Regions from separate parts of the Homo sapiens genome. Here region 1 is linked to region 2. Evidence: chromatin contacts called from ENCODE Hi-C or POLR2A ChIA-PET data. All regions are on one chromosome and are shown on one strand. Each heading gives the region's core, a stretch centred on a gene start or an enhancer-like site at or near the end of the contact. The rest is flanking DNA. Distances are from core to core; before and after follow the strand shown. Region 1 overlaps MED29 (mediator complex subunit 29). Region 2 overlaps CAPN12 (calpain 12).

Region 1 (2,781 bases), core at 56-2,555, 660 kb after region 2:
GCCTGGCCAATATGGTGAAATCCCGTCTCTACTAAAAATACAAAAATTAGCCAGGCTTGGTGGCATGCACCTGAAGTGCCAGCTCCTCTGGAGGCTGAGGCAGAAGAATCACTTGAACCCAGGAGGCAGAGGTTGCAGTGAGCCAAGATCGTGCTACTGCACTCCAGCCTGGGCAACAGAGCGAGATTCCACCTCAAAAGAAAAAAAAAAAAGCCTGGGCGCGGTGGCTCATGCCTGTAATTCCAGCACTTTGGGAGGCTGAGGCGGGTCGGTCACCTGAGGTCATGAGTTTGAGACCAGCATGGCCAATGTGGTGAAACCTTGTCTCTACTAAAAATAAAAAAAAAATTAGCCGGGTGTGGTGGCGGGTGCCTGTAATCCCAGCTACTCGGGAGGCTGAGGCAGGAGAATCACTTGAACCTGGGAGGCGGAGGTTGCAGTGAGCTGAGATCGTGCCATTGCACTCCAGCCTGGGCAACAAAACCGAAACTCCATCTCAAAAAAAAAAAAGAAAGTAGTACCTAGAGCAGCCAGAGAAGCAGGCAGAAAACCAGGGGTGAGATGCCACTGCCAACACCAGGCCTGGAGCCAGGGCAGTAACAATGATAGTAGCTAACAGTTCTTGGCACTTTAAACAGTGTGCCAGGACCCGTGCCTGTGTCTCATACACCTGCTCTCACTGTTCTCACCTTATGAGGTAGGAAGAGGTGGTTATTAAACCCGTTTTCCAAAGGAGGAAACTGAGGCTCAGAGAAGAGTAGCCGCCATGCCCCCAGGTTCCCCAGCAAATGACTGGCAGGGCCAACCTCTGACTCTAAGACCTGGGAAATCCAGAGGCCAAGCCGACAACCCCCAGCTGGCCCTTGGGGTGGGGTAGAATGACCTCGGGTGGAGCTGATGCTGTCCCCTTGCCTGCCTGTCCACAGCGCCTGGCGCATGAGTGCCTGTCACAGAGTTGTGACAGTGCCAAGCACTCTCCAACGTTGGTGCCCACAGCCACCAAGCCCGACGCAGTGCAGCCTGACAGCCTCCCCTACCCACAGTACCTGGCGGTCATCAAAGCCCAGATTTCCTGTGCCAAGGACATTCACACCGCCCTGCTGGACTGTGCCAACAAGGTCACGGGCAAGACACCCGCACCACCTGCTGGCCCTGGGGGCACTCTGTGAAGTGGGGGACAGGGAGTGGGGCAGGCAGTGGTTGGTGGGTGGTGTGCAAAGGGAATGAAGAGCGTCCTGGGCCTAAACACAGCAGCCTCCTCTCTTCCTGCCTGAGCACCGCAGCGGGAGCCAGCAGGGGGCAGCAGAGGCCAACAGGGAGCTCGCAGGCCGGGCCCCTGCGTCCCTGCCCCTTCTTCCTGCTCCCCCTCCTAGCCTAGGGTAGACTTTGAACTGTGTGTGTTGATGACTTCTCTGTTCCACAGGCCCTCCCCCATTCTTGCCTGGGTGTGGAGCCCTGGCTGTCCCCTCTCCCTCAGTCCTTCCTGACTGTCTCCAGCTGGGAGGTGGTCTCTGTGTGCCACTCCTCTGTGTCTCTATTACAGTTGTGTCTCTCTCATCCTGTCTCTTTTTCCCTTGTTTCTCTGTTCCTGTTAATGTGTTTCTCCCCATGGTCCTATTTCTCTCACTCTGACCTCTCTCTCTTAGTCCCCTTTAGCTGTCTTCTATCCCCAGCTCCTAACTGGGACTCTGTGTCTATGCAGGGGGCCAGCACCCCTGGGTTATCTGGGGCTAAGGGAAGGGACTTCATTTCCAGGGGCCACAGCCAAGCCCAGAGTCCCCCAGCGGCTCGCATGTCAGCCCAGACCCCAGGGTCCTTGGCCTAGGAGAGGAGCAGTGGAGGGGCCCAGGCTCTGAGCTCCACAGGTCTGAGCAGGGAGCAACTCAGGCCCCCACCCAAGCCTGCGTCAGCGGAACTTGAGTGAGGGGCGTTGTGCAATTTGTGGCAAGGCTGGCCCAGCTGGATGCCTGGGTCCCAGTATTTTTAGCCCCAAAGGAGAAGTGAAAAGGCCCCAGCCGGGGTGAATCATCAGTCCTGGGGAAGAACCCAGGCGCCTGAGCCCCAGCTCCGGGAAGCAGGCACTGGGGAGGGGGCTTCAAGGAGGGAGTGCCCCCTCAGACTCCCTGCTTCCCTGGAAGCTTCAGGAAGCTCAGCCTCAGCCTTCAGGCCTGAGCAAGTGCAGGGCGGAGCTACCAGCCCAGGCTCAGATGTTGGGGTGTGAAAGCCTCAAGTGACTCAGCCTGGTTGGAGAACTGCCCCACCCAGTATCTTCTGTGCCATGGTTCCCACATTCGCACTCCATGGCCTCCTGTCCTGGACCCCACGTCTGCAAGGAAACCCTAGGACCATGGATACCTCTGTGATTCACGCTGAGCCCAAGTCCCCACACTGGAAAACTGGGAAATGGCCAGCTGTGTGTCCCAGGAAATTCCTCCCCTTATTCTTCCTTGAAGTGCCCGAGCATGTAGGGCAAGAAGGAAGGCTGAAGCGCTGTCCCTAGGAGGAATTTCTCCTTCAGGGGAGCCTCAGTTTTGCCCATTTATCTAATTGAATCAGTTTTTTACCCAATCCCCCGATTTTGTAGGATAATCTCCCTTATCTAAAGTCAACTGATTATGGACTTTAATCACATCTACAAAACACTTCCATGGCGACAGCTAGATGAGTGTTTGAATAACTGGGACTGTAGCCCGTCCAAGTTGACACATAAAACTGACCATCGGGCCGGGGGCGGTGGCTCACGCCTGTAATCCCAACACTTTGGGAGCCCGAGGCGGGCGG
Region 2 (3,063 bases), core at 564-3,063:
ACCGCTCGAAGTCCACACGCAGACGGCTATCCCGGTAGCGGCTGGTGAGGGTCTGGGTCAGCTGGTTGTTCAGGTGGAAGCCTAGGGGGAGGCTGCTTCTGAGCCCAGTGGCCCACAGGGAACCCACCTTGGCATTGCATCCCCACCCCACCTCCTCAGGGAGGACATGAATGCCACAGGGTGTCACACCCCAACTCTGCCCCATCCCGGCAGGGTGAGTACAGGCTGATCCCTTCAATCCTCTGGGCCTGTTTCCTCATCCATCAAACGGACTAAGACAGCCCCGACCCCATAGGGTGTGTGAAGACAGAACGCTCAGGACAGCGTCTGACACGTGACTCGATGTGTGGGTACTGTTACTCCTTAAATCCTGTGGGGCTTTCTCCTTGCCAGTGGGCACTGGAGGATATTTCTGTGCAGCAAAAAATATAGTCAATCCCATATGGAGTCAGTTTCCTTACAGTCTACCTCAGAGGCGATTTCTAAAGCTGAGAAACCATGTCTGCTGTGGAGTCTCATTGGAGGCTTTTAAAAACCCAAAACAATGGGTTCTTGACCCCTTCTGAGATGCAAGGTTGTGCCTGATGACCTTTGTCTCCCACACGGCCAGACAAACCCAGTTCCAAGTACCGTTTCATGGGCTTCTGCTGCTTCCAAAGCCCATCTTCACCCCCATTCTGTGTGTTCATTCTCTTCACAAATATCTACCAAGTAAGTGCCATTTCATGCTGTGCCCAGTGCCAGGTGCTGTTTTAACAGGAGGGCAGGTGGCCTGCAGCCTCTTCCTGCCCGTGTGACCTGCCCCAGGTCACTCCCTCTGGCATTCATCTGCCCTCGGGCATAGGGGTGGAGGCTGCCATGCCCAGGGCTATGGGGAAACCCAGCCAGATGGGGTGGAAGGACCCGAGAAGGCGCTGGAGCCCCTCAGCTGCCACTGCAGGAGTTCCCGTTTGAGAAATTCTCAAGGGCACTTTATCAGTTTCCTTCTTCCTGGAATAACTCCTGGCATGTAACAGGCACTCACTGGTGCCAGATGCGTGAACACAAGCCTGCCACCTGCCACCTGCTGTGAGTCCTTGCTCCCTCACCTCCACTCCTGTCTATCTCCGGCCCAGCCTCTCCCTCTCTGCCCCACGTCTCCCAATCCTTGGCTGTCTCTGACCCCATTTCTCCCCCTTTGACTTGGGCTTTTTCTTTTTTCTTTTTTGAGACGGAGTCTCGCTCTGTTGCCCAGGCTGGAGTACAATGGCATGATCTTGGCTCACTGCAACCTCCACCTCCCGGGTTCAAGAGATTCTCCTGTCTCAGCCTCCCAAGTAGCTGGGATTACAGGCACGCACCACCACGCCTGGCTAATTTTTGTAGTTTTAGTAGAGACGGGGGTTCCGCCATGTTGCCCAGGCTGGTCTTGAACTCCTAGGCTCAAGCAATCTGGCAATCTGCCTGCCTTAGCCTCCCAAAGTGCTGGCATTACAGGCGTGAGCCACCACGCCCGGCTGGCTCTTTTGGACACTTGACCACCTTCTCTGGGTCTCACACTCACAGCCACACCCAAACCCTCTCCCTCTGGCTCTCCGACTCCATCACAGTCACCCCAGCCCCCATCTCCCTGTGGCTCCATCTGCTGTGTGGTGGCAGACAGGCCCCAGAGTGGGGTTGGGGATCTGGGAACTCCAAGTTCTGACCCCAGCCCACTCTCCAAATCCCCTCCACATGAGGGTCACAGTGCTGTACTGTCTCATCTGCCTTGGAGCCCATGGAAAGCCTTTCTCTCTGGCTCTCTTTCTTGGTTAGGATGTTGTGCTGGGCTTGTTCCAGCTCATCAGGAGGAACTCAGCCTAGTAGCAGAGGCCATTGGCCGGCTCTCTTTGGGGCTTTTGGTAATGAAAGCTGCATTCTCCAATCACTAAGTGCTATGCCCTGCAGTGCATGGACGACTCCTCACCACCCTGTGTACTAGCTTTTTTTTTTTTTTTTTGAGAGGCAGGCTCTTGCTCTGTCACCCAGGCACAATCACGGCTCACTGCAGCCTCAGCCTCCCGGGCTCAAGCCATCCTCAAGCCTCAGCCTCCTGAGTAGCTGGGACCATAGGTGTGAGCCACCACACCAGGCCCTGGCCATTTTAGAGAGGAAAATGGAGGCTCAAAGAGATGAAGTCAAGTGCCCAGGGCCCCTCCTGGAGTCAGTAGAGTGAGGATTCCAACCCCGGTGCACCAGAATCCAGAACATTCTACCATGCTGCCCTGGGGGCCAGACCCTCTCAGATACCAGCTCCTAATCTTCCCCTTCCTGGAGGGGCCTCTCCCTGCCCCAGAACCCCTACCAGGCACATCCCCCTTTCATGTCCTCCCCACCCCACACACGCCCCTTGCCCTTCTCCTTCCTTATTTGGCCTCTTTCAGGGTCACCCAACCCCTGCCAGGGACTGGCAACAAGCTAAGGTGTGGGCCTGTGGATGGCCACAGTGCAGACGGCCACAGCTGAGCAGGGGGACTTGGAGACAATGGGATGGGAGAGAACAGGTCCTGTCCCCACGACCACCCCAGGACCCTGTCCACACCTGCTGCATTCAGTGCCAGCCTCAGCTCGTAGGAGTTCATGGTTCCAGAGGTGTCCTCATCGAACTTGTTAAATATGGCCTGGGCAGGAAGGATGAGTCAGGGCTGCCCTCCATGCCCTGAAGAGGGCTGCCAATGGGGCCTCCCAGGCAAGACAGCCTGGTGCCCATCCCAACTCCCTTTCTTCTGGTGTGGACCCCCAGCAAGCAGCCTAGCCACTTGGGACTTCTGTTTCCCAATCTGTAAAATGGGAATAAGAGCAATGACCCAGAGGACAAGCTGAGGCTGGGTGGGGGCAGGGATATCCCAGCCAGATCTCTCCAAGTCAGCCTAGTCCAGTACCCCCTCGTTCCCTGGGGACCTGATAGCCCACAGGGTGCCTATGTCTCTGTTAGTAAAGGTTTCTCTCTTTCTGGGAAGAGGCCCAGTCTCCCACCTCACCTGCCACTCCAGGAGGTAGCCCCAGAGCTGCTGGAAGTGGTGTAAGGCCAGGCTTTGCCCATGC

What was found. A loop is a pair of places that touch in the nucleus more often than their neighbours do. ChIA-PET counts read pairs that join two places held with the same protein, here RNA polymerase II (POLR2A). Pooled maps may share reads with other maps.
Region 1: POLR2A ChIA-PET joins it to region 2 with 14 read pairs in BJ. The contact joins two enhancer-like sites. A Hi-C loop is called at or near these places in 2 of 50 pooled maps. POLR2A ChIA-PET finds 5 or more read pairs at or near these places in 3 of 52 experiments (BJ, H1 and Panc1).

The regions. Positions count from the first base shown.
Region 1 is chr19:39,396,531-39,399,311 of GRCh38, forward strand. It overlaps MED29 (mediator complex subunit 29), which reads left to right. Exons shown (of 4, transcript NM_017592.4): 4 at 927-2,781. The coding sequence ends at 1,169. Among named protein-coding and RNA genes, the nearest start is that of MED29, 6.5 kb to the left of the region's middle. RefSeq lists an enhancer at 1,791-1,840. Within about 2 kb of position 1,306, at least 37 of the 41 ENCODE cell types and tissues checked have a DNase peak (open chromatin) inside an H3K27ac peak, as active enhancers do; they include Panc1, where a contact is called at or near this core.
Region 2 is chr19:38,731,143-38,734,205 of GRCh38, forward strand. CAPN12 (calpain 12) reads right to left here. Exons shown (of 21, transcript NM_144691.4): 17 at 3,000-3,062; 18 at 2,561-2,639; 19 at 1-81. It overlaps ACTN4 (actinin alpha 4), which reads left to right. Exons shown (of 21, transcript NM_004924.6): 21 at 1-447. Among named protein-coding and RNA genes, the nearest start is that of CAPN12, 12 kb to the right of the region's middle. RefSeq lists an enhancer at 3,006-3,055. Within about 2 kb of position 1,814, at least 25 of the 41 ENCODE cell types and tissues checked have a DNase peak (open chromatin) inside an H3K27ac peak, as active enhancers do; they include Panc1, where a contact is called at or near this core.